Regions from separate parts of the Homo sapiens genome. Here all the other regions are linked to region 1. The links are chromatin loops, found by intact Hi-C in ENCODE. Cell type or tissue: endothelial cell of umbilical vein. All regions are shown on one strand.

Region 1 (5,000 bases):
ACTATTCAAAGTTGTGGGAGAATTTTTAATTTGGTTCAGTCTTCCTTAATATGCTGCAGATACACAGATTTTAATCTTCTTTTATTAAAAATAAATCCGCCCTCCTCGCATGGGTCTCTTGTGTAAATATCTAATTAGGGCAAAAGCTTGGCCCAGCCCAACAGGGGTGTGTCAATGTCCCCCTCGATACACGCCGTTTGAAGGAAGAGACTTCAAAGAATTGCCCCCATCTTCTGAAGAATGTTAATTGGGCCAAACAATGTGCATGCATTATTTATAACTGCTCCTCCGGTTGTTTGGGAGAACATTTGACCCCAAATTGCAACTAAGGAGAGAACGCTCCATATTTTATAACTCAGAGAAGCTGCTTCACAACCTCCCTGGACACCCCAGCTGTGAGGGGACGCACCCTCTGCCAGTGCCTGGAGGGGACCTGTGGAGCTGGGGTCCCTGCCAAAGCCCTGGTCCTCATCAGACTTGTTAGGGTGGTGCATCTCCTGCTTTGCCAGCCAGTCTGGGACGGAGGATCAGAATCCTCATCTAGAACAGAGATGACCACGACCCAGAGAGGACAGGCAATTTGGCCTGAGGCACACTTCAAGAGAATGGCAGAGGTAGGGGCACATTGGGTCTTGTCTAATTCCGTGGTAGCCTCCTGCACGCACACATGCATGCATTCCACTACTTACTGGCACCTACTTGCATTCAAAGGTGAACACAACAAACACAGCCCTGCCTTCGGGAAACTCCCTCTACACACTGTCTTAGTCAGCCCAGCTGCCATAACAAAATATCTTAGACTGGGTAAACAACAGAAGCTCCTCACAGTTCTGAAAGCTGAGAAGTCCAGGATGAAGGTGCCAGCGGATGTGGTGTCTGGGGAGGGCCCTCTGCCTGTTCAAGACCTTTTTGCTGTGTCCTCAACAAATAGGTCCCCTGGAGCCTATTTTGTAAGGGCACTAATCCCATTCAAGAGGGCTCCACCTTCATGACCTAATCACCTCCCAAGGCCCCGCCTCCTCAACCCAGCACATTGGTGATCAGATTTCAGCATATAAATCTGGGGGGGGACACAGACATTCAGATCATAGCACATCCCTCCTCTGTCTACCATGTGACCGTTTAAAGGATTGCTTTTCTCAGCAGGTGCTGCCCCTTAAAGCTGCTGTCCATCAAACTCCTTTCTACTAGCAGCCCCCAGTGGCGCTCCAAGATAGGATTCTCCCTCCATTTCTAGATTATCCCAACAGGTTTCCTAACAGATCCCCCCAGCTATTTGTTTTGACCGCACACATTGAGAGCTGCAGGGCAACTTTATGTTTCCTCTACTCACGACTTCGGAGAACACTCTCTTTGCCACCCTCGACCCAGCTAACCGATGAGTTTCCATTTGGTAAGGCTACACACTTGAAGTAATACAGTTCCAGGGTTACGTTTTTCTTTACTGACACTCTGTTGGTAAACTACAGTCAACAGCATGTAATTATAGAAAATTATAATGCAGCACAGCAGTAACCCAAAAAGCTACCCTTTGGGAGTATTTTATTAAATAGACTCTTCTCTTTAATAGAAAATTCATGCCAATTTCATAACATGGCTTGCTCTCACAGTGGGAAGCACTACGGCGCTCATGAATTTTTAAAGAAATGCTGATTTTACTGACCAAGAGCCAGTAATAGAAATGTGTTTATTTGTTTAACAAATATTTACTGACTGTCTTCTGGATACAGAGCAGGGAAGGAGGCCTTGTTTAATTAACCAGATTCGACAACCTTGCTGCCTTCCAGGGATTTCTAGTCTAACTGGGAGACCACACTCCCCTGAAAAAGACTTCAGTGGGTTCAAGGTAGGGTTGTGGGGAGTGGCTGGTGCCAACCTTTTGAAAAATTACTGGAATCCTTGTATTTGACATAGGTGTCCTAGGTGCTGAATATGCCACCAGAGCTAGCCCCCACCTCTGCTCTTGTGAAGCTCCCAAGGACAGGAAATGATGCCTCGTCCATGCCTAGCAAGTAGCAGGTGCACCTTAATGACTCCTGAGCTGAGCAGAAACCCAGGCGTTCAACAGCACAGCTGTTAGGACAAAGCTGATGGCATGAGCCTCTCTCCCAAGGCTGGGTGGGTGCCTCGCTGCCATGGTGAGGAGCTTCATCTGGGGCTTCTCAGCAAAGCAAGGGTAGCAGGTGACACTGGATATTTACTAGCTCAGGCTCATGGGGAGGATGGGCCAGACCTCACAGGTGCAGGGCAAGGAGAAGTTTGGTTTATTGGCCAGGAAGTTGCTGGACTCTTGAGTGACCACAAGGTCAGATCTATCCTGGAGCATTTTATTGCCCTAAAATCACCCTTGAGTTGCAAAGGTGAGTTGCATTGGGAGGCTCCAGGAGGCGGCCAGCACTCTGAAAAGAGCCCCAACACAGGAGACAGGTGGACCTGGATTCACACCTGGGCTCACAATCTTGTCACTCTGAGCCAGGAGACAGGTGGACCTGGGTTCACACCCGGGCTCACAATCTTGTCACTCTGAGCCAGGAGACAGGTGGACCTGGGTTCACACCCAGGCTCACAATCTTGTCACTCTGAGCCAGGAGACAGGTGGACCTGGGTTCACACCTGGGCTGTCTATCTTGTCACCCTGGGCATGTCATCTGTCTCTTAGAGGTTTTTCCCTTCTCTGATCTTGGGACAGTTTCCGCCCTTAGGATGGGTGAGGACACAGGTGGACTCTCTGGCCCAGGTTCTGCTCTGAGCTGGTGGGAGGGGGACAGTGACAGCCACATTCCAGGTGTTTAGGCCACCGCCTGTGAACTGGCACGTGTGAGGCACCCACAGTTGCTGAGCTTGGCTGGGCACCAGCCATGGCACCCTCTTGGGGTGGAGGGGGGAGCCCCTAGGATGCTCACAGCCCAACAGGACAGATAGAGGAAGCATAGAGTGACAGGAGTGTCCTAAAAGGAATTTCTAGTGAAATGGTGTTATAACTTTGCATTTTATGGGCTCAACTTAGCACCTGAATTTGGAAGCATTAGGGATGGGGTCGGGCTACGGGGACGCTTCCGCGCATGCGCCAAGCTTGAAGCCCGGGTGCTATGCCAGAGGTGACCAGAAGGTGGCACCGTCGGGTAAGCCACAGGAACGTCTACCGCGCACCCGCCTGGTGCGCCCAGGCCACGCTCAGAACCTTCCTAACCCGCGCCTCCTCCGGGGTCCCCCAGTCACCTCAACCAGTATCCTTGCAGGATCACTCTAGAAACGTAACCACTTCACCAATGCCCAAACATTTGTTCTTAAATAGCTTTTCCTCTCCATTCACTCGCCGTGTTACAGTGATTAATTAGGAACTAGCATTCTAAGATTCATCTGAATTCCCAAAAGTCATCCTCACACCCATGTCCCAGCCTGGAATTTTACAATCTGTGGGTCTGTTATCTCTACCCCAGCCAAGAAATTTAACACCCAAATGGACTTTTCTTGCCTAGAATGACAGAGAGAATTACCCATTAAACCGCATGCCATGTTCAGGAAATTGGCTTTCTTCCCACGGAATCGATTCTTCCATAAATATTAAAATTAATTATTCTGGAGACTATAACTCAAAGTATGTACAAATGAAGTGTCATGCTTAGGACAGGGGTGGCAATTCAGGAAGACGGGTGGCTCCTGGGACACGAACCTTCTGCCTGCCTTCCGCTTAATGGATGGGTTACCAGCTGTTTAAGGAACCAGGGTTTAAGGCCGGGAGCAGTGGCTCACGCCTGTAATCCCAGCACTTTGGGAGGCCGAGGCAGGTGGATCACGAAGTCAGGAGATCAAGACCATCCTGGCTAACACGGTGAAACCCCATCTCGACTAAAAATACAAAAAATTAGCCGGGCGTGTCCGCGGGCACCTGTAGTCCCAGCTACTCAGGAGGCTGAGGCAGGAGAATGGTGTGAACCCGGGAGGCGGAGCTTGTAGTAAGCCAAGATCGCGCCACTGCCCTCACTGCCCTCCAGCCTGGGCGACAGAGCGAGACTCCATCTCAAAAGGAAAGAAAAGAAAAGAAAAGAAAAGAAAAGAAAAGAAAAGAAAAGAAAAGGAACAGGGTTTGACGGTTGTGGCTGGGGATCTAAAGTTGAGAGGAGAAGGAAGTAGGAGAGAGAAAAAGGCAGAGAGCACTGGGCTGGGAACCGCATGGTCTCTTCCCTGACCTGGTGGTGATGGGATCTGTGCCCCGGCAAAGGGAGGAGTTCTCATATTTCTCAGGCAAGAAAAAATTTCAATTCCCCAAGCCAAGCTATTCTCTGCTGTCTTTAGCAAAGGCTGGGCATACCTCAACCACCAGGCTTCAGAGTCCCTGGGCTCTGCCATTTTCTGTGTGTGGGCGCTCATGTACATTTGGCAACCTATAAAATGGGAAGTAATCTCTGGTGTGAGAACAGAGGGGCTACAAACCACCCCCACTCAGGTATCCAGGCTGGAAGGGCTGGGGACAAGTCGGCCTGGTTTACGGCCAGCAAAGGGCCTGGCACCCAGGGGCTGCCCAGAAGGACTTGAGGGATGAATAAGTGAGTGAGTGAATGAATGAATGAATGGCCCTCATCACTGTAAGATGTTCTATAAATAGGGTGACCACGTGCCCCTGTGAGTTCCAGACCATCTCAGCTCATGGTCATTGCTCAGTGCAATTATCAGTCTTGCCTGCTTTCTCTCATAAGGGTCAGGGCTTGGACGGTGACTCATATGTCCCCCTGACTCCTGGCCATGGAGGGGGGTGAGGCCACCACTCAGAAACAAGAGAGAAATGTTGTTGTCTTCATATGAAACGAGACTACAATTATGTGCTAAATAAATTTCCTCCATTTCATTGGTGATATTTAAACAATGAAGGAGCTGGGAAAGCCCAAGTTTTAAAACCTAAATGACTGAATTCTTTTCAGCATCTTTCAGGGCTGTCCTTTGCAGCACACGCACTGCAAAGAGCCTGGGCCACAAGTTCAGGACGACCCGAGCTCCAGTCC
Region 2 (5,000 bases), 57 kb before region 1:
CTGCCAGGTCCTCCTTCCCTCTCCCATGACCTGGGTGGCAGACCAGTGTCCTGACTCTACCCTAGGCCCATTTCTTGTCCTCCTCAAGGCCACAGCCTTTTCCTAGGTGGTCTCAGCTGAGTTCACCTGCATGGCCTCGGCTGGGTGGCTCAGGCCCCTCTGTGTAAGGGGGAGGCGGGCCTCTGCCCAGGCTTGGGGAGACAAGGAATGAGACAAGGAATCCCAAGTCGTGCCTGCCGCAAATCTCCAGCTTCTGTGAAGCCCTCCCCTGAAATCAGCCTCGGCTGCCCTCCCGCATCTGCAAGCTCATATCCGAAGCAGCTTGCCTGAGACCCATGCAGGACTGTCTGGGTCAGCTGGTGCTTCACAGGTGTCTTTTCTACCTGACATTTGGTACAGCACACAGGAGCCCTTAGCCTGAGGCCAGAGGACACCCTGCTTTTGACCCTGGTGCACAGGGGTAAGCGGTCAATGGCTTCTCCAGGATGAAAGCCTCCGGCACCAGCCCCGCCCCAGCCCTGCCCAAGCCACGCCACGGGTGCCTTACACGGGATGATCTGGATGACCCTGGCCTTCTTCATGTTTGCCGGCAAGTTGCCCGTCCTCATGTTCTCCTTCATGATCCGGACATTTGTCAATTTCTGCAGCAGAGAAGGATATAATGACACAGTTAAACCTCTGACACTCCTGAGCACATTGCTCAGCCGAGGACTAGTGCTGCTGGCAAGGACGCCTGCTCAAAGGAAACCACTCTCCAACCCAGGAAGCCTCCTTAGCATTGGGAAATACAAATGTGTGCCTAGTAGGGCTGCTATGAGGCTCTGAAAGCCACCTGATCCTTCTTCCCTTGTAAATCATGGCTCAGGTATTGCCCCTGCTTTTTCTGAGGTCAGTTAAGGGGCAAGTGATTGAAAGAGGCTTCCTTTAAATGGTCACCTGTTTTCCTCGTGCCCTTGGCTGCTTACACCAGGATGGAGAGGAGGGTCAGCTGTACTCACCCTGAACTCCTCCTCCAGCCCGATCTTGTCGAAGTGGGTGGTGGTGCCGTGCATGGTCTGCAGGTGCTTCTCCAGGGAGGACACGTCCAGCTCTGTGTCCCCGTAGAGGTAGTACTCGAGTAAGGCTTGGTAGATGAACGTGTACTGCATCTGCAGAGAGGCCAGGGGTGCCCACACCCTCAACTCTGCCCTGCAGTCTTGGCCCACGTGGAGCTTGGCAGACCAAAGAGGGCGGCTTTCTTCTTTTTCTCTTTTTGCCAACACAAGGAGGTGTGAGGCAAGAGTCAGAGTACCGGCCACGGATAACGACCATTTATGCCCTTGAGTAAGGAGAACGGTAGCAGCAGAGCCTCACATTGGTGAGCACGCCACGCACTGTGTACATGCACCGTTTGGGGGAGTAGGATTGCCCCATCTCACATGAGGATACGAGGGAAAGATGAGGACGAGGGAGTCCCTGAGGTCCCACGCGTGGGCAGGGAAGGCTATGGGGAGCGAAGCCAGGCCAGGCCCAGGCTGGTTGCCACGTGCCCATCAGAGCCAGGGCCCTGCACACCTGTGTGGCGAAGGCATCGGGTTTGCTTTGGGAAGCTAGATCAGGGCAAGAGGAAGGCATGACTCACATCCGTTTGAACCATCTGAGGGCGCTGATTACGGATTCGAGACACAAATTCAAACACATCCACCTTCTGCTCCGCGTGCATCATGGCCATCATGGCATCGATCACAATGAAGGTGCCCGTCCGGCCCACGCCCGCGCTTTGGGGAAAGAGAAAGATGCTGCGTCGTGAGTCACACTCCTCCCGAAGTAAATGAAAGGCCCCGAAGGGGCCTGCGCACCCAGGTCACTGGATGCAACTTTTTGTTTTTTTGGTTAATTAGGAGCAAAGCTACAGTGCAGCCACCAGAGGGAGCTGTGGTCTCAGTAAAGTGATCTCAGGCCGGTCCTCTGATAGCCACCGACACTCTACTAAGAGGCACATTAACAGCTGGTGCAGTAAGCCTCGGATTAGGCTGTGTGGAGAATTTTTCTCACTTACCAAACAGTGTCTTCTTCTTATATGTGTGATTGGCATCCTAGATCTGTCCCCCTGGGAGCAGAGGGACCTCAGATCAACTATGCAACAGCTCTGGTATCCAGCCTCCCTCTCTGTCAAACTGGGCAAACCAAGTCATCTGACTCGGGGCATTAAGTGAGGTGGCATCTGTCAGATTACTGTTATCTGACCCTGCAAATTCTTCCCAGTATGAGCTACACTGGAGGGTGGGTGGGGTGGGGTCCAGCCTCTGCTTGGCCCCAGCAAGCGAGTGTTGCTCAGACTTGGGGAAAGCCCGTTCTTCGGGGGTTCCTGGACGGCTTCTCGTGAACACCTGCATGACAGGTGCAGAGCGCCTGCATCACTGCGTGCAGGTGGCTTTTGTCCCTGGCAGTGCTGTGATACTCAGAATGAACCTGTCTGTAACAGATGGAAACTTAGTATCTAATCAAAGTGATACCCTGGTGAGGCCAATCACTGCCAGGAACAAGTGGGGCTCTCTGTGGACAGGGGGTTGTGGGGTGGCCTTGGCTGTACATTTGAGTAATTCTTCATGTTGTGCAAAGCCCACCCAGATGCCAGTCACAGGCTCCGCCGAGGCTGTCCTTCCCATCACAGGTGAGGAAACCGAGGCTGAAGTGGCAGCTGGCGAGGGGCAGCCTGGTCCTCGGACCCTGGTCTCCAGGACAGCGTGTTCTGGAAGACTCTGCTGTGGGGGCCCATCTGAGCATGGTGTGCTCTTCCATAACGACTTGTGTGTTGTTGGGGGGCTTCCTGTAGAAACCAGGGGGCTTTCTCTCATTTCCATCTTGGTTCCCAGAGGTGACTTGGGATTCCCGGGGAGAGGTGAGGGCGGCCAAGCAGACCTGCCCAGAACTCCATTCCCACCATCAACCGGAGCCTCCTGGCTTTGGTGGGTTTTATCGACTGGGATGAAGAGGGGGCTCTCTGAACATTCTCCTGTAGGGTTCTTGGGGCCTGGCTCAGTCACTGACATTTGTGTTCACATCAGCCCTGCCCAAACCTCTGCCCACCCTGATATTGGTCCCCTGGCATTGCCCATGAGGATGAGTCATCCCACTGTGGCCTGCCCTTGAGGGTCCCGCCCCGTGGCCCCCACAGCGTACCTACAGTGGACCACGATGGGCCCAGCGTGCACGGGGTTGAGCGTCTTTACTTTCTTGAGGAACTTCAGCATCCCAATGGGGGTAAAAGGCACTCCGAAGTCGGGCCAGCTGGTGAAGTGCAGCTGTGAGACCAGCCTGGGGGCTTTGCAGCCGTCGGGGAGCTGCTGCGGGGGACGCGGGGAGACAAGAGTGGGTGAAACAATCCTCCCCCTGCTCCCCCAGCATCTCATTCTGAGGACGCCGCCGTGGGCTCCCCTGTGCTGGGGCTGCGTAGGGGAGGGGCCCATCCACAGAGGGCCTGCCTGAGCCAGACAGCCTGGACCTTACCCCTGCCGACTCTGAACATGTGCTGCTTTTGGGGCCACAGAACAGGGCCCGCAGCAACCGTCTATGCCCAGGTCAGGCAGGGCCCAAGCAGCCAGACACATCCCCAAAGTTGGTCTGTGTGCTCACAGACCCCCGTGCAAGCAGGGCGGCCATGGCCCATCTTGCCTGGACAGTCCCACCTCAGGCCGGTGGTGCTGAGTAATCACCAACAGCACATCCTTCCTTGGGCAAAGCTGTCTTACATTTGGGAGGACAGATGATGCAGTCGGCCTGCTCTTTGGAGTCTCCCAGACCTGCCCTCAGAGCCTCTCTCAGCTTTTGGACCCAGAGCCCATGAGTTTAATTCCCTTGCCCAGATCACGGAAGGTGATACACAGCGTATTTGGAAGTAGATGTGTGTGCATGTGTGTGCACATGTATGCATGTGTATGTGTGCATGTGTGCGCATGTATGTGTGGGTGAATGTGTGTATGTGCGCACGTGTGAATGTGTGCACATGTATGCATGTGTGTGCATGTGTGAATGTGGGTGCGTACACGTGTGCACCCATGTGCGTGTATGTGTGTGTGCACATGTGTGAATGTGTGCATGTGTGCACGTGTGCGTGTGTGAATGTGTGTGGATGTATGTGTGTGCACATGTGTGAATGTGCATGTGTGCATCTGTGCGTGTGTGGGTGCGTGTGTGTGCACATGTATGCATGTGCATGAATGTGTGTGCGTGTGTGCATGTGTGTGCATGTGAATGTGTGTGGGTGTATGTGTGTGCACATGTGTGAATGTGTGCATGTGTGCATGTGAGTGGGGTGTGTGTGCACATGTGTGTGTGAACGTGCATGCATTGTACGGTTGTGTGCGTGTGTGTGCATGTGTGTGCCTGTGTGTGGGTGTACGTGTGCATGTGCATGCATGTGTGTGGGAGTATGTGCATGTGCGTGCCTGTGTGTGGGTAGGTGTACGTGTGTGTGCCTGTGTGTGGGTGTGTGTGCATGTGTATGCCTGTGTGTGGGTGTATGTGCATGTGTGCATGTGTGTGCCTGTGTGTGGGAGTATGTGTGTGCGTGTGCATGTGAGTGCCTGTGTGCGCCTGTGTGCACATTTCTGGGAGAGATGCCAGCAGGGGATAGGATAAGAATAATCAGCTCATCCTTTTCCTTTTTTGCTGTGGCTTCTTGGAACCTCAGACACTTATTTTGTGACCTAATTATGCCAATGACTGTATCTTTAAATCCTGACAAAATGGTCTTCTGTCTTTTCTCTATGGTTTTAAACTTTCTTCTATATCTTGATTTCATCTGCTTTGCATACACATATTTTTACTGATCTCTCTCTTAAACCTTTTGGGGTGGTGGAACTAGCAGAACCCAAGTGTGGAAAATAACGAGGAGGTTTCAGACAGAATTCGGAAAGTGTTAGAAAAAAACCCCACCTCCCAGTCAGTGTGTGAAATGTCACTGTGCTACTGAGGGAGGACCTCACCCCCAGGCCCCTCCAATGACTGGTCTTCCTCCT
Region 3 (5,000 bases), 140 kb before region 1:
CAAATGATCAGGAAGCACTGGACAGCAGAGGAAAGGAAACCACGTGGAAGACAGTGACCAAAACAGATGGACAGAAACATGCAACTCAAGGCAAACGGAAACTGTATATGGAAAAGGAAAAAAAATCATTAATATCCACAGAGAGCTGGGAGCAGATACTAAAACCATACAACAAGGACAGAGATTCATCAAAAGGAATATTTAGAGAGCAAAAAAGTATTCCTGAGAATTAAAAATACTATAACAAAGGTTAAAAAATTAACAAAAAGATTGGAACAAAAAAAAAAATCAAGGCGATCTCCCAGACACCCAAAAGAAAAAGAAATTGATAATAGGAAAGAAAGGACAAGCAAATGAAAGATTCAGCCCAGGAAGTCAAATATCCAAATCACAGGAGTGTCCAGAAAGAAAGAGTAGTGAAGACCAAGGGGAGGAAATTAACTCATAAAATCATCCTAGAAAACACCCCAGATCATGAAATTCTAGCTTAAAGGGCCTCACAAGCAGCCTGAATGCAACTGATGAAAGTAGGCCCATGGAAATGCACACTATGGTGAAAACTCAGAGCTCTCAGAACAAGCAGACGACCCCTCCAATTTCCAGAGAGGAAAAAGGCAAACGAAAAACAGGCCACAGGTGAGGATCAGGGATCAGGGATCAGGCTGGCTTCAGGCCTCTTGACAACAAAACCAGGAGCCAAAAAACAAGGGACTGAAGCCTCCGAAATTCTAAAGGAAAATCAAGAACAGAGCAGGTGTAAAGTAGAATAATAGCATTTTCCGACAAGCAGGTTTTTTGTTTGTTTGTTTGTTTGTTTGTTTTTAGGAGGAGTTTCACTCTTGTTGCCCAGGCTGGAGTATAATGGCGTGATCTCGACTCACTGCAATCTCCACCTAATAGGTTCAAGCAATTCTCCTGCCTCAGCCTCCTGAGTTGCTGGGATCACAGGCGCCCACTACCATGACCAGCTAATTTTTTGTATTTTTAGTAGAGACAGGGTCTCGCCATATTGGCCAGGCTGGTCTCAAACTCCCAACCTCAGGTGATCCGCCTGCCTCAGCCTCCCAAAGTGCTGGGATTACAGGCGTGAGCCACCGCACCCGGCCCAGACACGCATGTTCTTTAAACTCCTTCCCATGCACTGCTTCTTAGGAGATGGCCAGTGGGGGTGCTCAATAGCAAACCAAGAAAGAAGAACATTTCTCAGGAATGCAGGCCCTCTAGGGTCAAGCACCAGGAAGAGAAGAGAATCCCAGGGCAATGGTCGGGAGAAGCCAGGCCCCATGAGGCACAGGCTCTGGGAAGTAAAGGGTGCAGGCCGGATGCCCCGTCAGAAGCTCTGGGAGAGGCTTCCTCAAGTAGACATCTGGAAGGTCAAGACAAATGACTCTGTGATGAATGCATAAAACTGAGCAACGGGAAAAAAAAATTAAAGAAAATTGACTCCAGGAAAAAAAAATAAATGTTCAATCAAGTAAATGGTAACCATCATTTACTACATGGCTTAGCTTCAAACAGCATTTACATAGCTGTAATAATGTACACTGTTGTAGTCAAAATCACAATATAAGTACATGAGAAGCATGCATGGATAGGAAAGGCATGAGTGGGGGTTGCGGGCGGTGACAGGGAAGAACCCGGTGTGCTTTATCATCTCCCCAGTGGGAAGGGTGCTCAACCATGAGACAGCAAGAAGGACTGCACCAACACAGAATCCGTCGCTGCACCGCTGGTTAGCTAAAAGGATCCAAAGCAGTTGCCTCCTGGGAAAGGAATAACAGCAGGTGGGCCGAACAGGGTTGCTCTGAGTTACGGGGGTGTGTGATTTGTAACAAGCCTTCTAAACCTATTTTGTTTTTTAAATCAGGTGTAAGTACAGCTTTGATTTTAAAAGAAAACAAAAGTTAAACTGTTGCTCCATGAACTCTTAGTTGGGTAACCACCAGCAAGGGGATCTTTATGATACTGATTATAGACGTCTAGGAAGGAATGTTCCTTAGTTTTTAGTTTTTTGTGTTTTGGTGGGGGAGAACTTTTAAGTTCAGGGGTACAAGCACAGGTTTGCTATATAGGGAAATTTGTGTCATGGGAGTTCCATCTCCGAGGGGTGGTGGCGGAGCTCCCTAGGCGGCTGTGGACAGCGGGCGCCCCCCGGGACGCGCAGGGCCACGCGCTCGAGGCCCCTCCGTGCGCCCCGCAGGCTACGTGCCCCTGGACAACTCCAGCTGCCCGGTTCATCCTTTTCAGCACGCTGCCTGAGATCAAACGGACCAGAGATGAATGCCTAAAACACAGAGTGGCTGATTGGGCAGATATGTCTTAAGTTTCCAAATTAATAAATATATCGTTGTAGGCTAAAGTTTCCAAATAATAACAATACTAACAATAGTAAGCTAATAGAAAGGAATGGCTCAACAGGGTAACGCCGGCCCACTGGCGTCCAGAAACAGTTGAAAGGCGTTTGTCCCACAACGTTTGGTAAGCGAACGCTGCACCGCGCACTCGCTGGTTCTGGGCTCCCAGGTGACCGCTGTTTCCGTTCCCACCAATCCCGTCCCGCTGCGCCTCGCCTGTGTCCGCTGCGAGTGGGATTCGCCATTCCCAGACTCCAGGTAGCCAGGAACGCGCCGCGCGGGCCGCGTCCCCATCCCCTCGGGCCCGCGCATCCTTGGGAAACGGCCTCGGGAGCGCGCTGTGGGGGGTGCAGGGTGGAGTCCCTTCCCCTCCCCCTTCCGAGGACGCAAGGGCGCGGGGGCCCTGATCCGCCGCCAGGTGGCGCTACGGGCCCAGCCACCGCGCTCCAGGGCCGCGTGGGCTCCGCTCCTGTGACCGACGTGCGGGGGCGCTGCGGGGCGCCGGCTGGTGTCGCGGGCCGGGGACACAGGCTGGGGGCGCTGCAGGTGGGGCGGGCTGGGGGCGCTGCGGGGGGCGCTGCGGGGGGCGCTGCGAGGAGGCGGGCTGGGGGCACTGCGGAGGGGGCGCTGCGGAGGGGGCACTGCGGGAACCCGGGCAGGGGGCGCGGGCTGGGGTGCGGGCGGGAACGCGGGCTGTGGGCGCTTCGGAGGGGGCGCTTCGGAAGGGGCGCTGCGGGGACGCGGGCTGGGGCCGCTGCGGAGGGGCCGCTGCGCAGGGGGCGCGGGCGCCCGAGCCTCCTCTGTGGGCTCCGTCGGCGGCAGCTGACGGTGGAGTCTGGGCCTGCGAAGGTGACCTGATCCTTTGCTCTTTCAAGAGAAGCCAGAAAGCTAGATTTTTGTTTGAAATGTTGGCAATTGATGTACTTTAAATGTTAAGGGAAGTTCCTTTTCTGAGAGGGGTCGGACGGCTGTCACCGGACGCGGGGTCGTCCTGACTGTGCGGGAAGCCGGCGGCGGGTGACACTACAATGCTGAGGCCGCCCAGAGCCAGAGGCCTTGAAGCTGTCGGGACCCAGGAACTCCCCAGGACGGGGTCCCCAGACGTAGGGCGCGCCCCGGCACCAGGGCCTGGCACCTCTCCCTGCCAGCTCCACCCCTGTCACGGAACCCCATGCCCGCCACGACTGACTTCCTAATGTTCTTCATGGCTGAAACACTTAATTGTAAAACCTTGTTCTCGTGCAAAATTTTAACCATACACAGAAGTAGAAAGAATCACAAACTGGCCGGGCGTGGTGGCTCATGCCTGTAATTCAGCACTTTGGAAGGCGGAGGCGGGCGGTTTACTTGAGGTGGAAAGTTCGAGACCAGCCAACATGGTGAAACCCTGTCTCTACTAAAAATACAAAAATTAGCTGGGCGTGGTGGCACGGTCCTGCAATCACAGCTACTGGGGAGGCAGAGGCAGGAGAATCCTTGAACCCAGGAGGCGGAGGTTGCCGTGAGCCGAGATCGCGTCACTGCACTCCAGCCTGGGCCACAGAGAGAGACTCCATCTCAAAAAAAGAAAAGAAAATACACAAACCCCGTGTACCCATCACCTAGCTTCAGAGATTGATGTTCATAGCTAGGTGTCACCTATTAATCCCCACCCCCAGGACACTTAACCACACTGTACCCCACCCCTGTGGGGTTATTTTGGAGCAAATGTGAGAAATCATCTCTCTTTCTCCATAAATATTCCAGGGTGTGTCACTAACAGTTAAAGACTCTTTTTAATATAACAATGCCATTGCCACACTAATAATAAAATCATCACACCAAAAAGTATTTCCTGGATGCCATCAAATTTCAATGTTCAAATTTCTCCAACTGCTTCATAAAAGTGTAGTTAAGAGTTGTAACAGTTGATTTTTCCAATTCAGGTCCCAATAAGCCCCATGAATTGTATCTGGTTGGTTTGTTTTTTTTTTTTTTTTTTTTTGAGACGGAGTCTCGCTCTGTCGCCCAGGCCGTACTGCGGACTGCAGTGGCGCAATCTCGGCTCACTGCAAGCTCCGCTTCCCGGGTTCACGCCATTCTCCTGCCTCAGCCTCCCGAGTAGCTGGGACTACAGGCGCCCGCCACCGCGCCCGGCTAATTTTTTGTATTTTTAGTAGAGACGGGGTTTCACCTTGTTAGCCAGGATGGTCTCGATCTCCTGACCTCATGATCCACCCGCCTCGGCCTCCCAAAGTGCTGGGATTACAGGCGTGAGCCACCGCGCCCGGCCCGGTTGGTTTTTAAAGTTTCTTTAATTAAGGTAAAAAATGTATGCATAGTAAAATGAACAGACCTTAAGTGTAGAGTTCTGAGAGTTTTGGCAAATGTGAACCACCTGTGTGATCCACACATCAATCAAAATATGAAAGTTTCTATTACCTCTGAAAATTCCCTCCCCTCTCCCCATGAACCCAGCCCAGAGGAAACCGCTGATCTGGTTTCCATTATCATAGAATACTTTTGCTGTTTTGGAAATTCACATAAATAAAATTAAACAATATATTGTTTTATCTGCCACATTTCTTTCACCCCATATAATGTTTTTGAGATTCATCCACAGCGTTGCACATACCAATATTATGTGTATGTTCATTCCTTTGTAGT
Region 4 (5,000 bases), 140 kb after region 1:
CACTGTTCCCACAGGGGGAAGCTTCTCCTTTTCTTACTCAGTGTAGGGATATGGTGGAGCCTTCCAGGGTCCCCCAGAAGAGAGCGGGGGTCCCAGTAGGGGTCCCAGTCTTCAAGGCTGTTGCAATAGCAGAGACCACAGCCACAGGTGCCAGGCCTCAGGGTGTGCCTGCCCCAAACCCTGCAAACAGGAGATTGTGTTGAATCCTCACAGCAATATCCTGTGTTGTTTTATAGTTAACCCCATCTGATAGATGAGCCACTAAGGCTTAGGTTGGCAAAGTGGCGTCCCCACCATGCCACAACCAAGGAGAGGCTGAGCAGATATTCTGATGCAGATTTACCCGCCAACGTCTCCTCGAGGCACACCTGGGACCTATAGCATGGCAGCGGCCCTGCGTGTGTATAAAAGGGTTGCACAAAGTCCAAAGTGCACTTCCCAGTAGTAGACCTTGGCCTCCCTCTGCTGGCCCCAGGCCCGTCTCATTTTGAGTAACCCAGTGTGCAGGACTCTTGTGGTATATACACTGGGAAACATTGACCTTTTGACTACAAATGTAACCATTTTCACTGGACACTACATGCTGACCAGTATCTTTCCTGTCTTCCTAAATAGGTTCTGGTCTTAAGATCAATGAACCTTTTTCTTCCCCCAAGCTAGCAGATGGGAGGCATTGTTAGTTAGCCTGCCTCTCCCACTTGGAAAGACGAAATAGTGTATAGAGAGTCACACTGTGAACTTTTCTCCAAGAGCAACACAGGAACTTAACAGAAAGGGAAAGAAACCATAGTCCCTTTGAAAGAAGTGGCGGGCAGCAGCCTATACCGCGAAGCAGATGGAAGACTTTGAGTCTCTAGAGCGTGAGGGGAGACACAGCTGCCAAGACGCTCACTCCCACAGGGGAGCTGCAACCCTCAGAAGCCCATGACCCTGCCCAGCACTGGAGCCGAGTTAGTGAGTGGTGGGGAGAACAGAGGGAGGAGCAGCATCGGGACAGGCTCTGTGGGCACTCCCAGGCTCCAGCGGTGATGGAGCGAAGCCATTCCTGATCCCATCCCACAGGGGCCCTTGTGGAAGTCTGCCAGCCGACTCAGGCGGTGGTCACAGGGTGAGAGAAGCTCCCAACTGAGTTTTGCCACATAATCTCGAGAGGGGACGAACCCTATTGGCTTGAACCCAGGGGCAACTGGGAAGTGTGCTATGGCCACGAGTGCAGGAGCTGGCACCCCTGCTTCCCGGGTGGACCTGGAGGGCCGAAGCATGAAAGCCAGGTTTCTGTCTCTATCAGGAAGACTCATGGCCTGGGCGGTTTTGAGTTCTGAGAGCAGGCTGCCTGGAACCCAGCTCGCTGCTGTTGGCTGAACCCTGCGGGTGTGAGGCCTTCCTTGCCAAGTGCGTGGGAGCTGAGTGGGACTGACTGCCGCCTGTTACTCCTCACTCCCCATGCGGATTCTTTTGTGCAGCAGCGGCAGCTACACTCATCTCTGGAACATTATCCCAGCAGCCAGAGAACTGCCCTCCAATCCCCCGCTGAGGACACTGCTTGCCCCTGCATGTAGGGAGCCAGGGCGTGGACTTACCTGATCTAGCCTGACCCGCTTTGCCCCTTCACTTGCCCTGGTAAACACAAGGGACAGGGACGTTTGGGAACTCCAGGACCCCGCCCATTGCCTGAGACTCCAGAGTACCTCCCCTGGGTAACATGAGGCAAGCACCAACCCCATCACTACCACCTCAGCTGGTGATCTTTTGCGAGTGCCACCTCCTGGCTGGTGGCCAGCTGCCACCATCCATTGCAGCATCTGCAGGCACAATAACACATTACTCAGGAAGAAGAAAACCTCTGTGCAACCTCGCCTACTGACATTGCCTGCATCACCCTGGCTAACCAGATGTTGAGTCTTTCCATATGGAAAGTACGTTTCCATATACCTAGTACGTTACTACTATTGTTGGCTTTGAGAAAGCCAACATGCTAAGGCTATTTACAACCAAGAAAATCTCAGTCTATGTCTCTCCCCTGCCACTGCTGGGAGACTGGACAAGTTACATCATTGGATCCCTTGTAGATATCCCTAGCACCAGCCTGGAATGTGGCAGCCCGACTGGGTGGCTAGACCCAGAGGAGCAGCAGCATTCACAGTAGTCTGGCCTTCAGGGGCTGCTACTCCTAGGGGAAGTGAGAATGCACACATTAAGGGAGGACCCTATGAGACAAAGGAATTCAGAAGGCAGGCCTTGAGTGCTAGAACTTTCCACGGGTGGGAAGTTTCTTTCAGCAGAGGCACAGGTGCAGTGCTCGGTTCGGTGGGGAAAGTCTGTTGCTCTACCCAAGTAGTCAGGCAGCCCTGATACTTGTGAATGGTCTTGGAGAAGGGGACTTCTTCCATCCCTTGACCACCACTGCAGAGGTAGCGGGGGCTTCTCCCATAGGAGCTTGGTGTGGGTGCATTAGTAGGCACCCTTTCTGGAACACTCTAGGGTGACTGCATCCCCACAGCATTCCCTTCCAGGTTCAGGCTTGCATGAGAGAGAGAGAGAGAGAGAGAGAGAGAGAGAGAGAGAGAGAGAGATTCACAACCCCTTTCTACATGAAACATCAGTATTCCTGATGAATAAGAGCTGCCTGTCTGATCTAACAGCTGGAATACCAGGTCAGGAGTGGGCTGGGAGGTGGATTACTTTCCTTCTGGCCTGGAAGGAGAACTGTGGTGGATCCCTCACCTCCCCCTGAAAAGAACTCAGTGCATTTTACTGACAGCTTCCTCAGTCACCTCTGTCAAAGCTGGGACCTCCACCCACCACTGGGATATCGCTTTTACCCACCTGCTTTAGCTGCAGCCATTTTCTTTTTAACCCATTGGCACCTCCTACTGGCCCGAAGCCTGAACTGTTCAACCTAGTGAATAAAATACTGGGGAATTTTTCTTTTTAAGTGCACATCACTGGGAAATGAGATATTCATGAGACCACGGCCATTCCAGCCCCACATGAGACAGTGAATCTGCTTACACACACAACACATTTTTAGTACATCCAGCATCTGAGAAATCCATCACACAAAGATTCTCCATAACCAAGGAACTCAGAGTCTTTGCCACTGAAAGTATGCAGAGCTGAAGCTAGGTGACAATGAACTATAAACATTAAAGTCACATCCTCACGGGGAAATGTTTTAAAACCAGTCAAATAAAAATTAATTTAAAAATCATAAGAAGAAAGAGTCTACCCAAATGAGAGTAAATCAGAAAGATAATTCTGGTGATATGAAAAAACAGGTTCTAAAAACACCCACAAAAGATTACACTAACTCTCCAGCAGTGAGTCTAAGTCAAGATGAAATCTTTGAGATACCAGATAAAGAATTCAAAAGGTAAATTATTAAGTTACTAAAGGAGAGACAAGAGAAAGGTGAAAACCAACATAAAGAAATATTAAAAACAATTCAGGACATGAGTGAAAAACTTTCTAAGGAGAGGCATATTTTAAAGAAAAAACAATCAGAACTTCTGGAAATGAAAGACATATCTGGGGAACTACAAATACTGTGGAAAGTTTTAGCAATAGACTAGACCAAGTAGAAGAAAGAATTTCAGAGCTCAAAGACAAGGCTTTCAAATTAACCTAATCAGACAAAAATAAAGGAAAAAAAGAATTAAAAAAAATAAACGAAGTTTCCAAGAAATATGGGAAAACAGCTAAACCTAAGAATTATAGGCATCCCTGAGGTAGAAGAAAAAGCAACAAGTAGGGAAAACCTATTTGAGTAAGTAATTGAGGAAAACTTCCCTAGCCTTTCTAGAGATTTAGACATGCAAATACATGTCTAAGAAGCTCAAAGAACTCCTGGGAGACTCATTGCAAAAAGGACATCACCAAGGCATATAATCATCAGGCTATCTAAAGTCAATGTAGAGGAAAAAATTCTAAGAGCAGTCAGACAAAAGCACCAGGTAACCTACAAAGGAAAACCTATCAGACTAACAGCAGACTTCTCAGCAGAAACATTACATGACAGAATGCAATGGAGTCCCATCTTTAGTCTCCTCCAAACAGAATAATTGTCAGTCAAGAATTTTGTATCCAGCAAAGCTAAGTTTCATAAATAAAGGAGAAATAAAATCTTTCTCAGACAAGCAAATTCTGAGGGAATTTGTTAATATTAAACCAGTCCTGAAAGAAATGTGAAAAGGAGTTCTAAATCTTGAAACTAAAGGTTGATACACACAGAACAGAAACTCCTGAGAGCATAGAATTTACAGGGTTTATAAAACAATAACACAACGGAGAAAAAAAAGTTACTAGGTAACAATCAATACAATGACTGAAACAGTAACCTACATCACAATGTTAATGTTGAATATAAATGACCTAGATTCTCCACTTAAAAGATACAGATTGGCAGAATGGATAAAAAATTACAAACCAAATATCTGCTGTCTTCAAGAGACACAACTAACATGTGAGGGTTCATATAGACTCAAGGTAAAGGGGTGGGAAAGGATATTTTGTGCAATTGGAAAACAAAATGAGCAGGAATAGCTATTCTTATATCAGATAAAACAGGCTTTAAAGCAACAACAGTAAAAACAGACAAGGAATGACATTATATAATGATAAAAGGACCAATTCAATCAGAAGACATAACAATCCTAAATATATATGCATTTTTACATATAATAAAATCTGAGCTCTCAGATTCATAAAAATATTACCATTAGACCTAAGAAAAGAGATAGACAGTAACATAATAATAGTGGGGGACTTCAACACTCCACAGATAGCACTAGACAAATCATCCACACTCCTCCAAGTATGGGGTGGTGATGTCCCCAGTGACAAGTTGTGCAGTTTGATGCCAATGCCTTGATACTGTGGTAAGGTCAACCCATCTCACCCACCATTGCTTTTCCACCATCTGTTCAAGTATCCCCAAAGAAAAAAGGAAATAACATCTAAGTATTGTGATGAAAATAGTTTTGATCTTGCAAACCTCACAG

What was found. Hi-C counts contacts between places; a loop is a spot of excess contacts. Peaks named below come from ENCODE experiments on the same cell type or tissue, not always from the same donor. Only the 100,000 strongest peaks of a DNase experiment are listed, where the experiment ranks them.
Region 2: a loop joins it to region 1, with 8 times the contacts of the local background. A loop is called at or near these places in 55 of 110 quality-filtered maps.
Region 3: a loop joins it to region 1, with 4 times the contacts of the local background. A loop is called at or near these places in 3 of 110 quality-filtered maps.
Region 4: a loop joins it to region 1, with 11 times the contacts of the local background. A loop is called at or near these places in 7 of 110 quality-filtered maps.

Annotation. Positions count from the first base shown.
Region 1 is chr10:128,009,624-128,014,623 of GRCh38, reverse strand. The region is part of intron 2 of PTPRE (protein tyrosine phosphatase receptor type E); the gene reads right to left. Among named protein-coding and RNA genes, the nearest start is that of AS-PTPRE, 50 kb to the left of the region's middle. In endothelial cell of umbilical vein, a CTCF peak has its summit at 3,105 (motif pointing right); DNase peaks (open chromatin) are centred at 773, 3,093 and 4,713; H3K27ac peaks cover 948 bases.
Region 2 is chr10:128,066,449-128,071,448 of GRCh38, reverse strand. It overlaps PTPRE (protein tyrosine phosphatase receptor type E), which reads right to left. Exons shown (of 21, transcript NM_006504.6): 12 at 3,163-3,326; 13 at 1,622-1,757; 14 at 999-1,148; 15 at 548-641. Among named protein-coding and RNA genes, the nearest start is that of AS-PTPRE, 6.5 kb to the right of the region's middle. RefSeq lists a silencer at 1,913-2,110. In endothelial cell of umbilical vein, a CTCF peak has its summit at 1,900 (motif pointing right); a DNase peak (open chromatin) is centred at 1,928.
Region 3 is chr10:128,147,937-128,152,936 of GRCh38, reverse strand. No RefSeq gene overlaps it. Among named protein-coding and RNA genes, the nearest start is that of MKI67, 24 kb to the right of the region's middle. RefSeq lists a silencer at 2,498-2,937. In endothelial cell of umbilical vein, a CTCF peak has its summit at 2,741 (motif pointing right); a DNase peak (open chromatin) is centred at 2,766; H3K4me3 peaks cover 465 bases; H3K27me3 peaks cover 205 bases.
Region 4 is chr10:127,868,529-127,873,528 of GRCh38, reverse strand. It overlaps the pseudogene BUB1P1. Among named protein-coding and RNA genes, the nearest start is that of CLRN3, 22 kb to the left of the region's middle. In endothelial cell of umbilical vein, CTCF peaks have their summits at 447 (motif pointing left) and 2,895 (motif pointing left); a DNase peak (open chromatin) is centred at 2,848; H3K27me3 peaks cover 431 bases.